Linked DNA regions of Homo sapiens: all the other regions are linked to region 3. The links are chromatin loops, found by intact Hi-C in ENCODE. Cell type or tissue: heart left ventricle. All regions are shown on one strand.

Region 1 (8,000 bases), 79 kb after region 3:
TCAGAACCAGATTGGCCTCAGGGGTGGGGACAGTTCCCAAACGGCCAGGGAGGAAGGACTGGGCAGCACAGAGAGACCCCTTTGTCTTTCAACATGATTTTCATAAAATGCAAATTCTCAACAAGCTGTTCATTGTGTGGGGGCTAGCTGGGGGCCGGGGCGAAGGAGGGCGGCTGGGTGAGGAAAGGCCACCAGGCCCCTCTTCTTAACCTGGTGTTGTGTAGGTTCTGAGCCTCAGGTCTCCTGGGGCCAGAGGAAGAGGCTGGCAGAGGGGACTCAGAGGTGGGCGCGGCCCGCATCCTTCCTGCCCCGCGGGCGCCCTGCGACCCCTCCCACTGCGTCCGGTTCCGACAGAAGTCCAGGGAGCAGTGGCCCTCGCGCCCCGTACGTCAGACGTGGGGCCAGGCGGCAGGCCCCCAGCCCAGGAATCGGGGAGTCCCCTCGGAAGGGTGTGCTATCCGGAGTCAGCGGCTCCCCACGCACTTCCTCAGAGTGAGAACGCACGCGGCGCAGCCACCGGCCCGCTTCTCCCACCGGGGGCTCTCGGACCTTCAACTTGCCTGGGGCTGTCTCTGTCCCTCGGGCGAGGGGCTCCTGGGGACCCAGGACACCTGGCCACGGGGAGGCGGGGCATGGGGGGCAGAAAGCCAGATGGAGCGGGTAGGAGAAGGGGGGTGCTGGGAGGAGTCAAGGAGGGAGAGAGGGGGCGTGCATGGGGCGCGGAGTTAAGAGCCACCGAGCCTGGGCGCGGTGTGCAGGCGAGGGCCACGGCCTTCGCAGCAGCGGGGAACGCGGGGAGTCGAGGCACCCAGCGGGCCGGGGAAGAAGGTGGGGGACTCCGCGGACGCCGAGGAGAGGGCACTGCGGAGTCAGCAGGCCCTGTAGGGAGTCGGAGAGGGGCTGAGCAGATCCTGAAGGCGGGCGGGGGACGCACCTTTCGGCGGGGCAGGGTGCCCCCGGACACGGCGAGCGCGCGGTACAGCTCGGCAGGGTGATAGTCCTCCAGCGCCGCGTACAGCTCGTCCGCTGGGGGCCCAGGGGTGGCGGCTGCGGCAGGGGGTCCCGGGGTCGGGACCGGAGCGGCGGGCGCGACTTCCGAGTCGGGAGTCCGGGCGGCGGGGTCCGGGGTGGCCGCCGCCTCCTCCTTCTGCTGCAGCTTCCTGAGTCGGCGGAGGGTCATGGCTCCGGCGCCGGACGCCCCTCAGAGACGGCGCTGGCTCCCCTCGGCGGGGCTGGCGGCGGCTGGGGGATGCCAGCCGGGCGGGCCGCGGGTCGCCTCCCTTTATAGGCTCCGAGAGCGGGGCGGGGTTGGGGGCGGGCGGGGAGCTGCCTCGGGTGGCCTCGCCCCCAGCACGGAGGACCCTCCCCGCGAGGCGCCGCCGCCCTGGAGCCCCGCCCACGGCGCTCGACGGCCGGGGAAACTGCGGGAGCTGGGCGCTCAGTGGGGGAAAACGAGCCGCGGACGCGAAGGGGCGGGATGAGGCCCCCGGGGCGGGGCTCGGGGCTCGGGGCTGCGTGATACCTGGAGGGGTCTGTGAAGGGACATTGCGCAAGGTTTGAAATTTAGGGACGAATAGCTCTGGCGATTCATGGAGTGGGGCACGGTAAGAGGTCACTGTAAGAAGCCTGGGGAGTCGGGGAGGTAGGGAGAGTCACGGAGATCCAAGGGGCTGCAGGAGACTCCAGGGCAGGGAGAGCGGCAGCGGGGCTGCGCAGGAGTAGGGGTGGAGGCCCGATGGAGGAGGGAGGAGACTCCCTGAACTCACTGCGCAGAAGCCCCCAGGGAGGGAGAGGGCCCAGGATTTTCCCTTGACGCAGCTGCCCCAGAAGAGCTGAAAGAGGCTGCCCCCTGTTCGCACGTCTAGGAAGAAGGGAAGAGGTGGAAACCCTGAAAGCAGTAGGCTTAGTTCTGGCCTGTCCCCTCCAAGGGGCTTGAGTGATCCCTGCTGGCAACACCTTTCCTCAGCTCCTGATGCCGGGGTCAGATCCCCCTTCCCAGGAGACAGACGCTTACTGTGGACTTGACTCAGGAGGTTGGGATGAGCCCAGGCTGAGTGGGAGTTCAGGGCTGGGGGGATGGCCATGCTCAGCCGTTCTCTGACCCCATCTTAGGGACCATCCCCCAGGCTGTTACCATGGCTGCCAGGCGGTAGGAGAGGCGGGAATGGCCCAGCCGAAGTCTCTGTCGTCAGTGGTGCCCGAATAAGAAGTGAGAGGAGGAAGTGGAAGGCAGCGTCTGGTGTCTAAAGAGCGGCTAGCCACCACAGGGCGTCAGCAGCACAGGCTGGGGACTCCATGTCCCAACACCCATCGGCCAAGAAGCAGAGGCGGCAATGCGGTGCCCTTGTCTGTCCCCTCCCTCCTCCCCCAGTCTTCCCAAATCTGTTATGCCTTCACAGTTAACATTTATTGAGCACTTAGCATGTGCTATGCACACTGTTTGTTCTGTGTGTCCTTTTACATACATGCATTAACTCACTTGGTCTTCATAACAACCCTACGAAATAAGCACCATTATCCTCCCTTACAGATGAGGAAACTGAGGCCCAGAGAAGATAAGTAATTTGCCCTAAGTCACTCAGCGGCAGAGCTGAGATTCAAAGCCAGGCAGCCTGGTTCCAGAGCCTGCAATCTAACCACTCTGTGATGTTGTCCAACATTTAAGCCCTGCTGTGTGCCAGGTACTGGCTGGGCACTGGGGTTACAGAGGCTCTTGGCCTGGTAGGGAGTGGTACCTTGCACATGTGCTGTGTTAGACACGTGGCATAAGGAGCACAGAGGGGCAATGGCCACGTCCACCTGCGAGGCCAGGAAAGACTTTCTGCCTCCTGCCTGTCTCAGTTCTTGCGCCTGGCTCAGTCTTCTTCTCTAGTCTCCTTGACTCTGTGTTCTCCTCCCCACCCCCAGTCCTCTAGGCCCCCATCCCCTACAAGAGGTGTGGGTGGAAGAGGGTGCTTTTCCGCCCCTCAGTGATTGCACAAGTCCAGATGGCAGGATGCTTGTTGGGTGGGGGGCCGGGGTGGATTGAGGACTGCCAGGAGCTAAGAGGTAGCTCTCTTAGTGCCTTCTTCTCCCTCCTCCCACCTCCCGCCTTGGCACCACCAAGTGGCCATCAGCTGAGGGGCCGAGGGGGTGTCAGTGGGGAAACATGGGACTCTATTGTGAAGCATTAGCACAGATGGACCCCAGGACCGTCTGTTGCCTGCTCCTGACAGACAGCATCTGTGGGGGGTGGGAGGGGGAGACGCAAAGCGGAGAGGCAATGATGTATATTCCATTCATTCCATTGCTTATCCCCAAAGGGACCCAGCAAAAGGGCATCTTGCACAACCTCCTCTGTGAAGGAGCCACCCCAGCTATCACAGAGGGTTACCTAATGGACATGTCTCCTTGCCTGAAACCTGGAGAAGTGGATGCCACAGGTGTGGCACAGCCCCTGTGTCTAACAGCCTGTGGAGCCAGTCATCCTTCAGCTGACGTGGAGGCAGACTTCCCCAGTTTATGTAGGGCAGTCCACCTCCAGGCCTCCAAGTGAGTGAACACCACCAGAGGACTGAAATTCGCACCTTGTTTCCTCCTCTTGCTAGGCAGAAAGCCCTAGAGAACCCCAGAGTAAGGGTGGGCCCAGGAAATGCAATTTTTATCAAGTTCTTTGTGTGATTCCTTAAATCCTGGGATTTCAGAGCCAGAAATGGCCTTATGGTCTGGAAAGGATACCGTATGGTCCAAGCCCTCATTTAACAGAAGCAACTGAAGCCAGAGAGAGAAAGACAGAATCATAACAGGGACTAGAACCCACTAGAACCCAAGTCTCTTGACTCCAGAGACTGTTTAATTCAGCTGCTGGTAGCTCCCTGAGAGCTCAGAGATCCCTGCCTGCTTCCTCCTCCCAATTTCCCCAGTTTCTCCAAGGAGGGGCCCCTGGAGCCCAGGATGCCATACTGTGGAGTGGTTATGCCCTCTGGTGGCCATGAGTCTCGGGGGAAAATCTTCAAGCCAGGCGGAAAGGCTGGAAGACTCCACCTGGAATCCCAGCCCTGTTTCAGGATCCCCCACGGCTCCTCTTCCTCCCAAGAGGGCACAACTGGGATGCCAAGCTCCACTTTGGTCACTGAATTCTGGAATCTCACAGCTGTCAGTTAGGAAGTTTTTTGCATCAAAGCTGCTTCTGCTGCAGGTGAAATTCAGCAGGGAGAAGGCAGGCAGCTGGCGGGCTTTGTTGGTGCACTAACCTTCGCATGCCAGGCAGTATATATGAGGCCTCTAAAGCTTTGCCTTCAACTCTCCACAGCTTTCTCCTAAGCTTGAGTCTCTTGGCTAGCATCTGTTCTCATCCTATCCTCTGCAGCCCTTTAAAGCTTGGGCGGTGGGGGAAGCATTCTGCACACCACCTGCAGCTTCATACCAGGATACGTCCCCCTCCTCCTCCCTCCAGGAAGCCTCCCCACAAAACCTCCACCGCTCTGGCTCCTCAGACATCTGTACTCAATCTGTACCTTCTTCCCAAGCCAGCCTCTCTCAGAATGAGCTCTCAGGTTTCCCTCCCTCTGCTCTGCCTGCCCTGGCTCCTGACACTCGTGGCTGGCCTGGGGTGGGGGATTAGACAGTGGGGGCCCAGCTAAAGGACAAGGCCTAGGTAACACCCCTTCTCTTCAGGGCAACCCCTCGCCTGGCTATGTAACAGTCAGCAGCCCCCCATGGAGGAAATTGGGAGAGCTGAGTCTTCCACTGAGCAGCTTAAGCTCTAGGGTACCATGATGAAGTCAGAGCACTAGGGGCTAGTGCTGGCCCCTCTGGAGTCTGACCTAAGTCTCAGAGCTCTAACATGGGCCTTGTCCATCAGTGGGGCCCGGAACTGGCAGAGATGAATAGTTTACTGGGAGTTCCTCACTGGGTACTGTCACTGCTCCTAAGCTGGGGAGGTGGGGGGGAAGAGGGCCTGGGGCCCTGGCTCTCTGGTCTGTCAGGAATGAGGGGCTGGGCCCCCAGTTGCATGACATCACCTCTTGTGGGCGGTGGACAGCTGGTGGGCAGCTGACTGGGCGGGGAGTGGCTGTTTTTCTTCGTGGCTCCTACTGCGCGACCATTTCCATGGGACAGTGTCTGTGCATGTTCGGGGACCTAGAGAGAGAATCTAGCAGTATGGTTGATCTGGCACAGTCCAAAGATCTGATCCCAGGGGGTCTTGGAGTAGGATCAAGGTAGATGTTGCAGTTTATTTGCATTGAATGTTGGTGGTCTCTGGGTCTAGTCCTGTTCAAAGGCCAGGGACCATCTGGCCTCTTGGATGAAAATGGCAGGGCATCTCTGGCATGAACGGGTTAGAGTGGCAGAAGAAAGGAAGGTTAAGTCTCCAGGTTTCCTACAGCATCTGCACACAACTCCTAAGACACAGGGTATGTGTTATCTTACCCGGCCTCATTTCAGAACAGGTGCATATAGTGAAGAGAGAAAATGGCAGTTCTTAGGGCCCTAGACTGCCCACATCTCTTTCCGCTTGGCAAACACACTTGCTCTTTCATCCCTGGTTCCCTCCTAGGGGACAGTGTCGTGCACCAACCCCCTAACCCCCAAACACATATGCGGAACTGCCAGGCTAAGATTCTCTCTTTTACTCCAAACTGAAGTCAGCTTTCCTCTTTCCCTCACCATTCACATCTGATTATGCCCCAAACCTGAGTATTCTACCCACTGTTTCTCCTGCTGTTCTTCCCAGCTTCTTCCCTTTTTTTTTTTTTTTTTGAGACGGAGTTTCGCTCTTGTTGCCCAGGCTGGAGTGTAATGGCGCAATCTTGGCTCACTGCAACCTCCGCCTCCTGGGTTCAAGCGATTCTCCTGCCTCGGCCTCCCACGTAGCCAGGATTACAGGCACGTGCCACCACGCCCGGCTAATTTTGTATTTTTAGTTGAGACGAGGGTTCACCATGTTGGTCAGGCTGGTCTCGAACTCTTGACCTTGGGTGATCCGCCCGCCTCTGCCTCTGACAGTGCTGGGATTATAGGCATGAGCCACCACACCCGGCCCTTCCCAGCATGTCTTTCTTTTTTTTTTTTTTTTTTTTTTGAGACGGAGTCTCACTCTGTCGCCCAGGCTGGAGTGCAGTGGCGTGATCTTGGTTCACTGCAAGCTCCGCCTCCCAGGTTCAAGCGATTCTCCTGCCTCAGCCTCCCAAGTAGCTGGGATTATAGGCGTGTGCCATCACGTCTGGCAAAATTTTTTGTATTTTTAGTAGAGGTGAGGTTTCACTGTGTTAGCCAGGATGGTCTCGATCTCCTGACCTCGTGATCCACCCGTCTCGGCCTCCCAAAGTGCTGGGATTACAGGCATGAGCCACCGCGCCCCGCCCCTTCCCAGCTTTTCTTACTCTGCCACCAGTACAATTCCTTTCTAAAGTCAGCACTGTGATTTTCCCAAAACACAAGCAGGATCACATCACTCCCTTGCTTAAAACGCTCTACCATGGTCTGAATGATGGTGTCCCTCCAAAATTCCTATGTTGGAACCTAATACCCAATGTGATAGTATTGAGACATGGGATCTTTAGGGAGTGATTAGGTCACGAGGGCTCTGCCCTCATGGATGGAATTAATGCCCTTATAAAAGAGGCTTGAGGGAGCCTGTTTCCCCCTTGCACCATGTGAAGACACAGAAAGCGCCATCTAGGAGAACAGGCCCTCACCAGACACTGAACCTGTTGATCCCTCGATCTGGGACTTCCCAGCCTCGAGAACTGTGAGCATTACATTTATATTGTTTATAAATTACTCAATCCATATCACCCAATCCAAGGAACTTTTTAACTTTTTTTTTTTTTTTTTTTTTTTTTTTTGAGATTGTGTCTCACTCTGTCACCCAGGCTGGAGTGCACTGGCATGATCTTGGCTCACTGCAACCTCCACCTCCTGGGTTCAAGCAATTCTCCTGCCTCAGCCTCCTGAGTAACTGGGATTACAGGTGTGCACCACCATGCCTGGCTAATTTTTGTACTTTTAGCAGCAATGGGGTTTCGCCATGTTGGCCAGACTAGTCTCAAACTCCTGACCTCAAGTGATCCGCCCACCTCGGCCTCCCAAAGTGCTGGGATTACAGGCATGAGCCACCGTGTCCAGCCATCAATCTAAGGTACTTAGCAGCAGCAGCCAGAGCAGACCAAGACACCCTCCAACGGCCTATTCCCTACATCCACAATGACAAATGTGTTTTAACTTACAGGACAGTAAGCACGCTGTTGAGAAAAATGTGGAGACCAACTCAAGAGGACAAATTACTGATAGATTAGTACAGTCTGAGGTAGCTGTCACAGGGTAAGTGATGGCACCGGTGTTACCTATTGGCCATTTCTGGCCCCAGGATGAATTCCTGACCTTTCAGAACTCAGCACGGGAACAGCTCTAGCAGGCTCCCTCATCACACCCCCGCCATACTGAATATCTGTGGTTCTTGAATGGCAATTCTTTTTGACTAAAACCCCCTCCTCTCCTCAGTCAGCAGGCCGAAATTGATGTCCCTCTCTTGCCCCCAACCTCCTGTCTCTCTTATGTTCCCACAGTATTCTATCCCTATGGGAGTACTGATCTCCTTCCATCCTATCTTTTTACTCACCCATTCCACCAGGTAGGGAGCCGCTGTAGGGCAGGGATATGTCACTTCTTCCCCGGACACCTCATCTGTGGTCCCATGGTACTTTGCATACTGCTCTGTAATGGGATTTGCCCAAATCTGCCCTATTGTTGCCTGTACAAATCCTATCTGTCTAGATTATAAACTCCTTGAAGGGCAGGGACCATGGATTGTTTAGCTTTCTTTTCTTTTTCTTTTTTTTTTAAGACAGATTCTTCCTGTGTTGCCCAGGCTGGAGTGCAGTGATGAAATCTTGGCTCACTGCAACCTGCAACCTGCAACCTCTACCTCCCGGGTTCAAGTGATTCTCATGCCTCAGCCTCCTGAGTAACTGGGATTACAGGTGTGCGCCACCACACCTAATTTTTGTATTTTTAGT
Region 2 (8,000 bases), 190 kb after region 3:
GAACTGTGGGTCTCCATTAGGGGAGAAGTGGGACAGATGTCTGCAAATTCCATTTATCCATCTCTTCAACACATAGGAGAGTGACCAGTTTTGTGGGCAAATGGAGTCTGGGTTTTGCCTGGAGGAAAAGGGAGAAGAAATGACTTCTCTAGGTCTTCTTTAGCTCAGGGCAGAAAGCATGATGGTGTCCTGAAAGAGCATAAACTGTGGGACGTGGGGCCTGGGTTCCAGGCCCGAATCATTTATCTGGGCCTCAGTTTCCTCCTCTGTACACTGAGAGGTTTCGACCAGACAATCCTGAAGGTCCTTGCCTGCCTTATATGCTCTCTTTTGGCTCTAAGATTCGGGAATACTACCCGGTCCCAGAACTGGTCACTAGAACTCAGGTAAAAAAGACAGTTTGGCTGGTGCCTAGGTTTGGGGAGGATGCGGGGTAGCCAGAGTTCTGCCCCGAGACTCAGGAAGAGGCTGGTAGATTCCCAGACTTTGAGCCGCCAAGTCATCTTCCTCTTCCTCTCCAGCTCTTCCAGATCTCCTCCAGATGGTCTCGTCCACTCCCCGCCCACCCCCCGCCCTCAGGATGACTCTTCTCAGGATGGAACCTCTTGAGGAAGGGATGCCACGTCAGGGCAGCAGAGTCTTAAGGTTGGACGGTGTCCACATGATGGCATGGAGGTGGGTGGGCCTGAAGCCTGGTCTCTGTGGAGAAGCTGTTTTAGCGCTGCCTGCCTGGCAGTGCAGTGAGCTGTGCATTGCCCCTCCCTGCAGGCTTCCCATAGGCTGTAACTGTCACCCTCCAAATTGGCCTCAGCACTGAGGAAGAGGAGAGTTAGTGGAAAGAGCTCAGACTTGGAGTTGGAAAACCTGTGTGTGAGCCTCAGTTTTCATTCCTGTAGGAAAGGGTTGATAATTCCTTCTCTACCACATTCTCAAACTAAGCAAACTATGTGCAAAAGCCCTTAACCAGCCGGCTGTAAAACCCACAGGGACACTGGTTTGTGTGGAAGGAGGGGCAGAGGTGTGGGATAGGAGGAAGGGCACTGAACCAGGAGTCAGGAGACCTGAGGCTTGGCCATACACAGTGGAGGAGCCTCTATTTCCTTGTCTGCTCAAAGACGAATAATACATATTGCCTTTTCTACTACTGGCTGCATGAGAGGTTATGATACAGATGAATATAGCCCCTGAAGAGGCTGCAAAGGAGGAGGCAGCTGTTTTGAAAAAAAATTAAAAGAATCCCAAATAAGTTCAGGGTAAAATAAATACAACTTTGCAGAAGAGTTTATAATGAGAAGCAACCGTACCCATCCCCAGACCGCATTGCTAGGGCCAACCCTTGTCTCAAAGTTCCAAATACTAGTTTTTCTGACATTTACTTCAACAAACCCTCAGTAATATGTGTACACTGCTATCTCTAGATTTAAAAGGTTCAGGATTTAGGCCATTTAGGTTGTCTCTCTCTAATTTTTTTTTTTTTTTTTTGAGACAGGGTCTCACTCTGTACTCTGTCACCCAGGATGGAGTGCAGTGGCGAGGTCATGGCTCACTGCAGCCTCAAACTCCCTGGCTCAAGTGATCCTCCCGCCTCAGCCTCCCAAGTAGCTGGGACTACAGGCATGCACCACCATGCCCAGCTAATTTTTTAATTATCTGTGGAGATGAGGTCTTGCTATGTTGCCCAGCTGGTCTTGAACTCCTGGGCTTAAGTGATCCTCCCACCTTGGCCTCCTCTCCCTCTAATTATTGATCATTATATTATTATTGTATAAATTTAAGTAATATAGCCCAACCTCTAGTTCCTATTTATGGTATTAGAAAGTATCTCTTGACTGTACTGATTGAGGATAGCGGCACCCTGCTCTTCCCTGAGCTGCAATGAGGGAAGACATGTCAATCATCTAAGATGAACCATCTTGTTATGGGGGGTGTTCAGCTGGAACTCCTGAAGGTGGAGATGCTCTGACGGCTGTGCTGAGCATTCCAGATGGCATAGGAGGTCCTGGAGACATCAAGACTTCCCCATTCCAATGAACAGCAAGGTCTGAGTTTGCTTGGATGAGGAAGGGCAGAGTTGACTGGCAAGGGGGTGGGAGCCTGGCAGGCTCTTGGGTGGTGTTGAGAGAACCCTTACTGCATGGGGAGAGAGTTTGAGGCATTAAGGTGACCATCCCCAGTGTGGACCAGAAAAGATCCCCAGTATCTGAGAGTAGGTAATGGCCCCGGCTGAGAGAGAATGTTTGGAAGTGGGGCTGCACGTCTGGGAGAGGTCAGAGCCAGCGGGATTTCCTTCAGCTCCAGCCACTCTGGTGGGTGGGACCGGATTGCTCATGCTGGACACAGGAATCTGCCTTTGTTTCCAGCTGGAGGGGAAATGCCATAAATTCTGCCCCGTTCCCACCCCTCCAGCATCCGTGCCCAGGCTCTGCCCTTCTCAGGACCAGAAGGCCTGGGACTGAGGGCCCTCAGGTGAATGCTTATTTCCAGGACCCCCAAATCCACAGGCTTCTGCCCCTTGTCCCCCAAAAGCAGGGCACTGGCATGGATGTAGGAAATAGGGGTCGGGGTATCCAAGGCGGGTCTGGAGTAAACAGGAACAAATAAGGAGTGAGGTTTAGACCTGCTCACTGCTCTCCTCTCCCTTGGAGGGATCATGGCCTTTCACAGTTAAGGAGGACACCAAGCTCTGAAGGGAGGACTTAAAGGCAGGGCCTGGGCCCCCCTAGCACCCCAATTCCTGCTCAGATAGATGGACCATGAAACTCCAACCAGTCACACAGGCAATTTTTGGAGCTGGATGGCTGGGGCAATGGATGCGGTGTTGTGGGGCAGAGGGGGCAGAGCAGGGCATGGGTCAGGAATCTAGGGAAAAGGGGGCCCTGTTTTTATTTTTTCCTGGTCAGTGAGTGTTTGTGCACCTGTGTGAACAAGTGTGTATATGTGTGCCTGCATGTGAAGCCTCGTTACGTGCAACTGGGTGTTTGTGGGCCAATGGGCCTGTGTAGATGTCTGTGCCTCTAAGCCCGTTGCTGATGGCTTGTCTGCATGTGTCTCTCTAACCATCTGGAGTAGAAGTTGGCAGGAGCTGGGGTGTTGAGGAGGGCCTAAACCTTGTCCTCAAGCCCTCTCCTTCAGATCTGGGTATTTTCCTTAGGGATGAAAAGGTCTCCCTGTGGGAAAGGAGAGAGGAGAGCAGATGTAAACTTCTGTGTGAGCTGTGGCCAATTAGGTCTCTCTCGGTGTGACCAGCTGAGATCTGATAGGTGGAAGGTCCAGACGGGCCAGGGTAAGGGTGTGGCTGGCCTGGTGGTTGATGTGGTAGAAGACGCATGTGTGGTCCCAACCACTTGGAAAGTGTGACTGCTGGAGAGGGGGCATCCTGTCCAGGTTCCCCAGTATGGAGAAAAGAGGACACAGACCAGTGAGTCCCCATCTGTCCTCTGTCCTCCCTACATATATGTACTCCCTTGCCTTTTCCTGGCAAGGGGTTTCCTGGGGCATGCCCTGGAATGCCCACTGCCAGTCCATGGATAAGAGCGGCCCCTGAGAGAAGGAGGGAGATGATAAAGGACCCCCTGAGCATCCAGGACCTTAGAGGAGCCTGAACAAGGTTCTTCCCTATGCACATGTTTTGAGCCTGGGATGGGTTCCATGCTGAGCCAGAGGCTAGGGACACAGACATGGTCCCTGCCCACACGGGAGTGAGTAGGCTTCCCCAGGAGTCCACACAAGCCTGGCTGACATCCCAGTGTGTGTCGGGACAGCCAACTCTGCAGTCCCAGGTATAGGAGCCCTCTGCCTTCCAGGTGGAGGGTGTACATGTGTACACTCCGGGAGCAGCTCCTCCAGCCGCCAGCACTGTGGTGATGAGGTGGGCTGGGAGTGGGCCTAGGGTGGGGGATGCAGAGATGTGTGTTTTCATTTCCTGGGCCACCAGAATAGTTTCCTAGAATCACAGGGGAGGCCATGGGGCCTCAAGGGCACATCCGCCAGCCTCCTCCATGTAGCTGCACCCTGGGCTGTTCCCTTACTCACTGCTGCTCAGGTACAATCCCAGGCTGCTGTTGACCCACCATGCCCTGACCATGTGCCAGGCGGTGCCCAATGCCTCTCAGACCCCTCACTGCTTGGGCTACAGACAGCCCTGGGTGGCAGCAATTGTGGTCTCATCATTTGATGTTACACATGAGGTGACTCAGGTTGGGAGAGGCAGAGCCAGGACTGAAACCCAGGTCTGTCTGACTCCAAAGGCTTTGCCGTGCCTGCATTCTGCACAGCCAGGGGCCTCACTATGGATTTCTTGGCCTCTGCTGACAGGGACTGAGTTCGGAAGCCTCAGGAGCTGTGATGAGGGAGGGGGAGGCAGGGATATTAGAGGAGAGGTTGACTTTGGGAGGCACAGGCCACAGCAACTCCAGGCCTCAAGGCTTCTCTCTCTCTGATCAGCCTGAAAGGGTTCTGGGAGGGGGAGGGAAGGCTATTGTCAGGACCTATTAGAGGATTAGAGAGAAATGGCTTGGCATGGGAGGGGGAGTTGCTAGAGTGAAGTCCGGGGACTCTAGCTGTCCTGGAGATGGCCAGGGATTGGAAGGGTGGGTCTTCTCCAAGGCAGAGAGGCTCCCTCTGCTGGAAAACATGCTCCAACCTGGAACCCAGGCATTAATGTGGGTTCCACCAGATCCACCACGGCCAGGACAGAGGGGCCTAGGGAACCACAGAGGGCTAGTTCCCTGGCCTTGAAGGTACAGTAGTCGTCCCTGAGCAGGTTGGAGGTGGAGGGAGAGGCTCAAAGAATCAGAGGCTCAAAGTTTAATCCTCCCTGGCTGCAAGCAGATGCCATGTGCTACAGTGGAATGAGCGCAGGCTTTGGAATCTCACAGACTTGAGCTCCAAGCACTGCTTTGCCACTTACCAATTGGTGACATTGGGCAAGTTGCCTAAACTTTATAGCCTCAATTTCCTCAACTGCAAAATAGGAAGGCTGTGCAGATTAAATAAGAAAACAGAGGCCGGGCACGGTGGCTCATGCCTGTAATCCCAGCACTTTGGGAGGCTGAGGCGGGTGGATCACCTAAGGTCAGGAGTTCAAGACCAGCCTGGCCAACATGGTGAAACCCCATCTCTACTACAAATACAAAAATTAGCCAGGTGTGATGGCGCATGCCTGTAATCCCAGCTACCTGGGAGGCGGAGGTTGCAGTGAGCTGAGATCAAGCCACTGCACTCTAGCCTGGGTGACAGAGATGAGACTCCATCTCAAAAAAAAAAAGAAAAGAAAGAAAGAAAGAAAAGAAAATGGGCCAGGCGTGGTGGCTCACAACTATAATCCCAGCACTTTGGGAGGCTGAGGTAGGAGGATCGCTTGAGCCCAGGAGTTTGAGACCAGCCTTGGCAACATAGTGAGACTTTATCTCCACAAAAAAATTAAAAAGTTTTCCAGGTGTGGTGGCACACACTTATAGTCCCAGCTACTTGGGAGGCTGAGGCGGGAGGATCCTTTGAGTTCAGGAGTTCAAGCCTGCAGTGAGCTATGATCACAACCTTGCACTCCAGCATGAGCAGCAGAACAAGACCATATCTCAAAATATATAGATATAGATACAGATAGATAGAGCCAGGTATGATGCCAAGTGCTGCGTCATCTCATTCAATTCTTATAACAGCCCTATGGTGAACATGTTACTCTTACCTCTATTCTGCAAGTGACACCTGTGAGGCTCAGAAAGTGTAAGTAACTTGTCCAAGGTCACAGGCCAACTCCCAGGGAGGCATTTTGCCACGATGCTGATCCACGACTATCGATGTAGCTTCTTTCTCTGTCTATGATGTCCAATGCCAAGGCTGGCTTCCTATGCCATGATTTCAGCAGTGGGTGGGGAGGAAAGAAATCTAGCTCCATCCTGGAGGCCCTGAAGCTGTTTAATCCAACTCACTTCCCCGGGGCTCTTCCTTAATACGTCACCTCTTGATAGTACTTTACAGTTTATGGAACTCTTTCACCCATACTAGCTAGTGGATCCTTCCAATAGCCCCCATTTTCTCCATTTAACAGATGTGAAAGCCGAGGCAAGAGAAATTTAAGTGCCTTATTCAGGATCAAGTTACCCTTGAGTCCCTTCCAGTCCACCATAGTGGCCTTCAGAGCTCTTCTGGGAGAAATCATATATTATCTGACCCTATTAGTCATTTTCTTCTCAGTGTGTGTGTGTGTTTGGGGGGGTGTATTTTCCCTATTCAAAGAGTGGATTTATTTTTTAATGTTTCAAAATTTGGTAGACATAATTAGAAAGTCAAAACGCCCTGTGCGGAATTCCAAATAATTTATCTAGATACTCTACCCTCAAGGAGATGGTGTATAACTCCCCACTCTGTTAGTGTGGACCTTGTATAAGACTTCCTTCCAAAGATGACAGTGCAGAGAGGGGGAAGAAAGAGAAACTTTACAGTGGAGAAAACTGACAAACTACCTGAGCCAGGTGATTGAGGTCTATATCAAGTGATAAGTCATGTTCATACTATATGCCTCCCTTGACATGATGTGAGAAAAACTTTACCTCTGTGGAATTTTCCCTTCTGAAAACCCAAAGACCCAGTCTTACATTAATTATAAGAAAAACATCAGACAGGCCAGGCATGGTGGCTCACACCTGTAATCCCAGCACTTTGAGAGGCCAAGGCAGGCGGATCACTTGAGCTCAGGAGATCAAGACTAGCCTGGGCAACATGGTAAAACTGCGTCTCTATCAAAAATACACACACACACACCACCAACAACAACAAAAAAAATCAGACAAACCTCAATTGAGAGACATGCACAAAATACATGACCAATATGACTCAAAACTGTCAAGATCATGAGGAACAAGGGAAATCGGAGAAACTGTCACAGTCAAGAGGATTCTGGGGGATGTGATGATGAAATGTAACAGGGGATCCTGGATAGAATCCTGGGATAGAAAAGGGACATTAGGGCTGGGTGCAGTGGCTCACCCCTGTAATCCTAGCATTTTGGGAGGTCAAGGCAGGCAGATCACTTGAGGTCAGGAGTTTGAGGCCAGCCTGATCAACACAGTGAAACCCTGTCTCTACTGAAAACACACAAATTAGCTGGGCATGGTGGCGCACGCCTGTAATCCCAGCTACACGGGAGGCTGAGGCAGGAGAATCACTTGAATCCAGAAGGTGGAGGTTGCAGTGAGCCGAGATCAAACCACTGCACTCCAGCCTGGGCAACAGAGGGAGACTCTGTCTCAAAAAAAAAAAAAAAAAAGAAAAAGAAAAAGAAAAAAAAATTAAGGAAATCTGAATAAATCTGTTCAGTCCTTTTCTGGAGAACACTACTGTGTTCTTCCCAGGGATGCTCCAGTACCGCATTGGGGGTTAGCGTTAAAGCCTGGAGGCCACACTGGATGGCTAGATCTCAATCTTGAGCCCTGCCAGTGTCTAGCTGTGGGACCTAGGCAATTCCTTAGCTTCTCTGTGCCTCATATCCTCAAAGATAAAATCCTCAGGATTACTGGAAGGGTTAAATGTGTTACTATAAATAGTAAGCACCTTCTAAGTAGTTGCTATCATTATTATAAACATACAAGCAAATATATTTACACAACAAAAGTTTGAGAAAAATATCCAAAACTTGTAAATAAGGCCAAAAAATAAAGTTAGTGCCCTTTCAAATATATTTTAGATCATTGGCTAATAACCCCACCTATGGGTCATCTAGGGGAAGTTAACTTTGTTTGACATGCTATTAATATTTACTATTGATAAGGACCCAGGCTCTCTAAAAAGACAGATTAACCTGTTAAAGATTGATAAGTGGCAAATTATTTTGGTCTAGTAGAAAAAAATAAAAATGGTTATGGCTTTATTGCCAGGTGTCAATTAACTTTTTTGTGTCTAACTTTGCAATCTTATTCTAGCATTCATTTTTTCACTGATTGTCAATAATGGCTTTTCTTTTCTTTTTTTTTTTTTTGATCTATCCTGCTGGTTCACTCATT
Region 3 (8,000 bases):
CACCCAGCAGCCTGGGTAAAAGTTCAAAGGACAGAGAGTTGAAGTCATCCAGGCATGAGGTTTCACTGGGATGGTTCTGTGGATGGAGTGAAGTTAGGACATGGGCAAGACAGTGACTGAGGTAATGAGCCAAGCAATCTACACTGGAAGTGGGGCAGCCGGAATAGGCTGAGGGTCCGGGAGGAAGCAGAGGTAAAAGAGGTCAAGGGACCAGAGTGACAATGTCAGAGTGAGCAGGTTGAAAGAGTAGAAGGCATGGCCATAAAGCACAGCCTCTCAAGGAGGGATTCCAGAGAGGCTGCAGCTCTGAGCCAGGGCAGGTGGACACCCAGAGGAGCCGTGGGCGTGGGCGTGCGGCTGCAGCCTCGGCCTCTTGGCAGGACTCACAGAAGCCTCGTGGAAGTCAGCTGCGGCTGGGAAGGGCAGCCTGGCAGCTGTGGAGCAGGATGAGGATCCTTTTTGCGTGTTTGTTTTATTTTTTTATTGTCTTATTATGCCTAGGTGAGACATGTGCCTGGGATAGCATTCATACAGCATGAAAGAGTATATTCTAATAAGTCTGTTCTTCACCCTGCAGTGGGCTCGCAGAACCAGAGGCAACCACATCACCATCTTCCTCTGTGTGGAGCTTTTCTTGGAGCCTGAGGGGTAGTGGTGGTTGCAGCTCAGATGGGCAGAAGGCTTCCCCACTTCTTCCTTCCAAGGTCCCAGGCTGCAGGTCCCCTCTCAGCACCCCAGAACTGCTCAGGGTATGGAGGCCCCTGGCCAACCCCTCAGTTTCTGAAATCCTCTCTTCCTCAACTGCCAAGAGAGCCCACTCCTCGGGCTCCCTCCCCCATCCCTGAGCACTCCTTGTCTGCTCCTGCCTTTAAGTGGTGGTCCAACAGGGCTGCGTCCTGCATCCCCTGCCTTCTCGCCTCATTCTGATGCATTCCTGCAGCTTTACTTTCCACCTCCAGCAGCATCAGGGCTCAGAACTCTCTCTCCTGAACTCCAGTCCTATATACTCATTGTCCACCTGACAGCTTGCCTCCAACTCAAGGAGCCACAGCTGAGCTCATCAGCCGCCTGTCTGCCCATGGCCCCATCAGCAGCGGACATGAGTTATCTCATGGCCACCCAGCATCTGTTCACCCCAAGACTGAACAGGCCCAGATTTGGTGCACAGACAGCCCTCTGCTTTGGACCCTGTGGTCTGTGGTGTTCCTTCCACCTCTACCCCAACCCAAGTACAGCATGTTACCAAAATCTAGAACATTCCATACTCTCAGCGTAGTACTGTTTCAGGGTTAGCACAGAGTCAAACAGGCCCAATAGCAGCAAACCCCAGGGTTTGGCCCAAGTGACATGTGAGAAGACCTCCCTCTTTCCTGATAGCTTTGAACCTGAGAGGCTTAAAGCCAATGTCCTGCCTCACATGGAGGCCGGGAACGCACACCATCAACACTCACAGTGCATTTTCTTGGCATGAGGTATGTGCCAAGCACCCTAAATGTGTGGATCTCACTTCATCCTAACAAAACATGGCACGAGCTAGGCCCTATTTTTCCCCACCCTAAAGAGGAGGGAATTGAGCCACAGAGAGGTTCAGGGCCTTGTCAGGCCATGCAGCTAATAACTACGGTGCCAGAATTCAAATCCAGACCATGTGATTCCAGAGTCCTTGCTCTCAACCACCAGGCTCTACTGCCAGAAGCCGACACAGGCAAGCAGAGCTACGAGAGGAGGGGAAACTGAGGCCTGCTCCCACCATGGAGCCCTGAATCATGCTGGGCCTGTGGCCAGAACCACCCTTAGACTTTTCAGTTACATGGGACAATACGCTCCCTTCTGCCTGAGCCAAATATAGTTTGGGTTTTCTATAAATTCAGACCAAAAAAGTTCTAACTGATAACACATCCTCTCAGTGGGTGGCACCACCGCACACACAGTATTCAGGCTGGAAACCAGAACATCGTCCTCCCCTCCTCCCTCTCCCTCATCCCTCACATCCAACCAGTGACCAAAGCTGGTGTCTCAGCCCTGGCCCTCTTCTTACCCCTGGTCCAGGCGACTATCATTTTTGTTGGGTTTTGACAACAGCCTCCTTGCCTCCTCTCTACTTCCAGCCTGCTATCCCCACCACAGACTTACCCCCAAGTTCTTTAAGATCCAGATCTTAACATGTCACTTCCCGTATGAAACCTTCCAGACACCTCACTGCTCCTGGGGTAAGCTCCAACTCCTGCCCAGTCTGGCCCTACCCACCACCCTGGTCACACCTCCCTCATCCGCCCTGCCCCAGCCCCCCTGCTTCCGAAGCTCGCTGCTTCACACCTCCAAATCTCTGCCTGAAATGCTCTTGCCCTCTTCTTGCCAGGTAAATGCCCAGTGGTGATGCCACTTCCTCTGTGAGTTGTGCTTTGCTAATCCCAGCAGAGCTCTCATTCTCTGCTCTCGGCTCTTTCACTCTGGGCTCTTTTCATTGTCTACTTTAACTTCAGTTTTGTGAGCACCACTGTTTACTAGAATGTGAGCTCTTCAGGGGCAGGGGTTCTGTCTTGTTTTTTTGTGGTTTTTGTTTGTTTTTTTTTGTTTGTTTTTTTTTTTGTGGTTGATGTTGTTGTTGTTTTGAGATGGAGTCTTGCTTTGTCACCCAGGCTGGAGTGTAGTGGCACGATCGCGGCTCACTGCAACCTCTGCCTCCTGGATTCAAGCAATTCTCCCCATTATAGGCATGCACCGCCACATCCAGCTAATTTTTGTATTTTTAGTAGAGACGGGGTTTCACCATGTTGGCCAGGCTGGTCTCAAACTCCTGACCTCGTGATCCACCTGCCTCGGCCTCCCAAAGTGCTGGCATTACAGGCATGAGCCACTGCACCCAGCCCTGTCTTGTTTATCTCCTCATCCCCACGTCCCAGAGTATGCCTGGCACAGAGCGGTCACTCAGTAAATACTCATGGAAAAGAGAATAAAATGAGTGTTCCCAGGAATAGAGGGCTGGTTCTATACCTCTTCTCTCCTCTCCTCTTCTCTTCTCTCCTCTCTTCTTCTCTTCTCTCCTCTCCTCTTCTCTTCTTCTCCTCTCTAGGAATGGTCAGGTTCAGGGAAAATAATGATGCCACAGGATGATTACTATGCAGAAAGACTTTTTTCAATAAATAAGCATGTTACCTATTTGATCAATGACAAACCTATGATATTGTCACCTACATTTTATAAACTAAGAGACTGAGGTTTAGGAAAGTTTTGCAATCTAGAATTCCATGCACATGCTCACGATACCCACTCCCATCTCAAAGCCGAGGCTCAGGCTGGACTCTGATGAGACAGACCCCAACAGTGACTGGTTGAATGAAGCGGTGCTCTTGCCCACACTGGCCACAGGGGGGCAGCCGAGTGCTGGCGTGAGGGTGGCTTTCTGCCCCCACTTCACACCCACCCTCGGAAGATGTGGATCTGAAGGTGCAAGGGGAAAAGCCACCACTGAGGAGAGGCCAGGGGACAGGGGCTGGGGTTGCTATATCTGCTAGAAATAGGTAAAACTGGAGGGGAGTCGGGGAACAAACCACTAATTCCTAGAGTCAAAGGCTGGAGACAGATCATAGACCTGAAGCTTGCATCACCAGCATATTTAATAACAGGCCACAGAAAGCGATGCAGCATTCCTGGATTGAGGGGGTGCTGCAGGCCTGCAAATGAGAGGCACTGACTTGCAGCAGGGGCCGGTCACTGTCAGACCGTTGCTGCCTCACACCAGACAGTACAGGCGCTGCACTCATGTCCTCAGAGGCCAGAAGGCAGGGGGCACAGCCAGCACCTGCTGCACCAGGCATCCAGGATGTGTGGCCACTTCAGTGCCCAGGACATGCAGCAGGCCTCAAGCGGGCTGGGAGTGCAGGTCTCCCAGGTCCAGGCCCACACCGAGCACTTCCAGAGGTCCAGTGGAGCAGTTCAGAGGCAGCAGCTGGGTGCAAGGATCCCAGGTTGAGGTCTCACCACAAGCCAGGTATCTCCCAGTCTGTCATCTGCAGCAAGAATGGGCTGAAGGTGGCAGGGGATCCCCAGAGTGGCAGCAGGAGAGCAGGCTCTCTTGCTGGCAGACGATGTGGGGCTCAGGAATCTGTAGAGAGAGCCACCCCCGTCTTTGCTGCAGAGGGAGCTGCACTATGTGGAGACTGAGGAATGGACTCCATAAACCTCTCACAGGCTTTCCCAGCTTAGGGAAAATCTCAGGGGCTGGAGGAAGGTTAGGGCAAGATCTGAACCCATCAGCCGCCCCAGCCCTTCCCCTATGGACGGTGCAGGCTAAGTGAGCTGGCTAGGAGTTCGGGTGCCTGGCTTCTCTCCCTGGCACTCAGACCTGCACCCATCCCCCACATCTCACTCCCAGCTGGAGCCTGATGGGGTAACAGCAGCACCCACTTCCCAATTTTCCACATTCTTTCCTGCCCACTCAGCCTGACAGCCTTGACCAGGGTCAGAATTCCACAGCAAACATCTCAGTCCCTTCCCACAGGAACACTGAGGTCCCTGGCACACCCCACGCCCTGCCCTCCAAGCACTGGACTCAGGAACAGCAACGGGAGGAAGTTGGATGAAGAAAGCCTTTGCCCCCACCTCTACACCCCCGCCCCAGCCCTGTCCTGGGTGTGAGCAGACACGATGATGCTGGGGGCACAGCCCTTCCCGGCACCAAATCACTCTACACCCTCACACCACAGGAACTTGAGCCCAAAGGCCAAACGGAAGGTCATCAGCCTTCGGCCCTGATCCCTCGGCTCTGACCGCTTGGATTTTTTTCCACGGATGTTTATTCCAGCTGACCCTCTAAGCCCATCCCCCCTCAGGTTCAGGCCAGGAAAGCTGAGCCCAGCTGGCTGAGGAGCTGCTGCCGGCATCTGGAAGACTGCTCCCCACAGCAAGAAGGTAGGCAGGGCCCCGGGGAAGCAGGATGGGAAGGGGGCAGTGGCACAGGGGTTTGGGGGTCCATCCCTGATTCGCAAATGTATGAAGAGAGGCCGCGTTTTGCACCAGCATCTCAAAGAGTGATGAGAAAGCAGGGAAGGGAAGAGGACAGAGTGAGAGGGGCCCCCAAGTGCCAGAAGGGGGCCTGAACTTGGAATCAGGGCCCAGGGTCTGCTTCCAGCTCTGTCATTCATGTGAGCATGTCACTTACTGTTCTCCCGCGTGTAAAAGAAAGGGGTTCCCAGTGATCTGGAGACCCTCTCTCCCAGCTGGGAAAGGAGAGGAGAGTATGGGGCCAGAGGGTGACAGGCAAGGCAGCTGGGTGAAACCGGGTACAATCAAGAGAGGAAGTTCCCACCCTCTCCCCCAGCAAAGGGAGGGGGGAATGTCCCCTGGGCCCAGCCCCCTGCCTGTGCCAGGTGCAGTAACAGACACACTACACACACGCCTCAGGGCCCTGGACAACCCTCCCTCCTAGGGGGTGGAGTGGGGGGAGCTGAGGGGGCCCTGAGGTGAGAAGTCCCTGGCTCAGCAAGGCCAGTGTGGTGCCGCTGCCCAGGATTAGTGCCAAATCCTGGGCTGCTGGGCAGGGATCACACGTTGTCGTTAGCTTCGCAGCTGCTTAGCTGCACCTGCCCACACCCTCCCGCTGCCCCTCACAGGCACTCAGCCTGACTCCTTTCTCGGATGGAAACTGGGACCCTGCCCTACCCCAGATAAGCAGGGGAGGGGCTCCAGAATCGGGGGAGGGGGGGCAAGAGAGGCCAAAGTCACCCCTGACAAACACTCCCACCCACAGAAACCCCCAGGGCTCCTAGGTACAAAGCTGAACAGAGGGAAGGAACAGAGAAGGCCTCTCCAGCCCCTGTGGCTCTGTCCCAGGTGGCTTTCGCCTGTAGTTACCTTGTCCTCAGGCCATCCAGGCCCTTCCCTCCAGATGGCTCCTGTCCTTGGAGAGACAGAGGGAGACACCCAGACAGAGCCCCCACAGCTGGAAATCCTCAGCCCCACTTCCCGGAGCAGCGCTCCCGAGGCCCCCCAGCTGCGGGGAACCCTGCCATCCACACCCCCCAACACACACCACACAAAGCTCCTTGCTCTGGGCTACATCTACTCCCCCACCCTTCACCACCCCCTCCCCACGACCTGAGCAGGGTCCAGGGAAGGGCCTTCCACACACCTCCCCATTCCCCAGGGCCACCCAGGCCCCTGGATCTGCCCTCAAACATGACCACACTCCCCTCCCTGTCTCAAGAGGGAGGCCAGGCAAGGAATCTCCCTCAAGCACCCTCCCAGGGAAAAGCCTTCAGGAAGCTGAGGCCAAAGGCTGGAGCCGCCTGCCTGTCTCCTCAGCCCCGTGGAGTGGGCAGTGCTGGGGCCCGCAGAGTTGGGCCTAGGACCTATAGGGGCTGGGGCAGATGCAGACCATGGAGGTGAGGGTGGGGGCTAGGGAAGAAGCCCCCAAAGCACACTGTGGCCTCCAGACTCTCTCCTCTGTCATCCTCCTGCCTCCACAACCACCCCACAGTTACACAGCAGCCTCTGTTCGTAGAAAAAGAACATAAGGCTGGAACACTTAAGATGGGAGGAGGGGGCCAGAGCTGCAGGAGACACAATCCGGGGCGGGGCGGCCTCCTCCTGATCCCGCACACCTGGGTGGGCTGCAGCCCCACCGGCCGTGGACTTACAGAGCTGGGAACCTGAGTCGCTGAAGAGCGACTCATTCTCCAAAGACAGGTGCCTTGCCGCGCCCCAAGAAGCCTCCTCAGTAAGGAAGCTACTGTAGCCCCCCGAACCCCCGCGCCCACACTCCTGCTACCCTCCCTCTCACCTGTGTGGGGCGCGCCGCTTCGGGTAAGGGGTCGGGACCGCAGCAGCCGTCGGGCATGCTCCGGACCGCTCGGAGTCAGGGGCTGCCTGGAGGCCGCGACCACCGAGCGCAGCCGGGCGCCTAGGAGTCGTCGTCGCCGTCCTCTCCGCTGGCACTGCCCGGCTCGGGCTCGCGGGACGCGCGCTGCTCGCGGGTCAGCAGCGCTGTCAGGCCCTGGGCGCGGAGGAGGAGGCCGCCGCCCAGGAACAGGACCCCGCAAAGCACCAGCAGGGACAGCACGCCGAGCACCACCGCCTGCACCGCGCGCGGCCCCTCGGGGGGCTCCGGCGGCGACGCCGACTGGTTACAGCAGGAGCTCAGCCAGGCGGCCTGAGCCGCGGCGCCCGCCTGAGAGCCGTTCATGCTCCAGCGCCGGCTGCCCAGATGTGGCGGGATCGCCAGATGTGCAGGAGCCCAGACTGGCGGGCGGGCCGGCGGCTGCGTCGGGGAGGGAACCAAGGGGCGGACCCCAGGCGCCCTACGCCCCTACCCCTTGCGCAGAGCGCTCGGGCACTTCCTAGACAAAGAGCTCCAGCCGTTGTGGCTACGGCCCTTTCTCCATAGGCCCGGACTCCGGGCCTGCTGTATTTCTTCTCATCCCCAAGGCCCACAGGCACCCCCATGCAAGTCCAGTCAGCCAAAACCAGGAGCCCTGTCCCCAAGAGTCCCTCCCCTTCGCAAAGTGGGCCAAGAGGTACACCTGGGCAGAGCCCTGAGAAGATCCTCAGACCCCATCCCAGCTGCAGGCTGGGGTGCTGCCCCTCTGAGCAGGACACAAGACAAAGGTGATTGTCCCCATTCTTGGGCTTTTTATCCCTAGACCAAAGTTCTATGCTGCTAGGTGGCCCAGGTGGCTGCTGAGCCAGGAGGCACACGGGCAGCCATAAGGGTGAGTGAGTCCCACCCTTCCTCGTCCATCATCCCCTTCAGAAGCCTCCTAGGGCTGGACAAGCAGGCCAATGCCTCCTCCACACTCCACAGCAGGGAGACATTCAGGTACAGCAGAGCAGAGCAGAGCATGGGGAATTTAAGGCCCACCCCCACTCCTTTTCTCAGGCCCCATAGGCCAAGGAGAGTCACATTTACAGACCAATGGGAGAGCACAGATTTGATCCACCAGGACTGCAGTCCTGACCCTGGATAAATTAGTCCCCCACTTCAGAAAATCGCAATGCCATAA

The links. Peaks named below come from ENCODE experiments on the same cell type or tissue, not always from the same donor. Only the 100,000 strongest peaks of a DNase experiment are listed, where the experiment ranks them.
Region 1: it touches region 3 in a loop (3-fold over the local background); 32 of 110 quality-filtered maps call a loop at or near these places.
Region 2: it touches region 3 in a loop (1.9-fold over the local background); 3 of 110 quality-filtered maps call a loop at or near these places.

What each region holds. Positions count from the first base shown.
Region 1 is chr12:52,000,200-52,008,199 of GRCh38, reverse strand. TAMALIN (trafficking regulator and scaffold protein tamalin) reads right to left here and starts at 1,254. Exons shown (of 8, transcript NM_181711.4): 1 at 935-1,254. The coding sequence starts at 1,180. TAMALIN-AS1 (TAMALIN antisense RNA 1) reads left to right here and starts at 545. Exons shown (of 1, transcript NR_146770.1): 1 at 545-1,950. RefSeq lists enhancers at 1-511, 2,139-2,198, 1,884-2,570 and a silencer at 1,284-1,433. In heart left ventricle, a CTCF peak has its summit at 3,961 (motif pointing left); DNase peaks (open chromatin) are centred at 409, 1,329, 2,249, 3,986 and 1 weaker place; H3K4me3 peaks cover 1,810 bases; H3K27ac peaks cover 1,248 bases; H3K27me3 peaks cover 1,397 bases.
Region 2 is chr12:51,891,760-51,899,759 of GRCh38, reverse strand. It overlaps the pseudogene LOC102724178. Among named protein-coding and RNA genes, the nearest start is that of ANKRD33, 7.7 kb to the right of the region's middle. In heart left ventricle, CTCF peaks have their summits at 4,636 (motif pointing left) and 7,721; DNase peaks (open chromatin) are centred at 2,339, 4,199 and 4,619; H3K27ac peaks cover 1,710 bases.
Region 3 is chr12:52,078,963-52,086,962 of GRCh38, reverse strand. SMIM41 (small integral membrane protein 41) reads right to left here and starts at 7,259. Exons shown (of 3, transcript NM_001369216.1): 1 at 6,782-7,259; 2 at 2,995-3,069. The coding sequence starts at 7,183. The coding sequence ends at 6,902. It also overlaps the pseudogene OR7E47P. In heart left ventricle, a CTCF peak has its summit at 3,364 (motif pointing right); DNase peaks (open chromatin) are centred at 3,392, 3,792, 4,852, 7,158 and 1 weaker place; H3K4me3 peaks cover 2,485 bases; H3K27ac peaks cover 3,367 bases.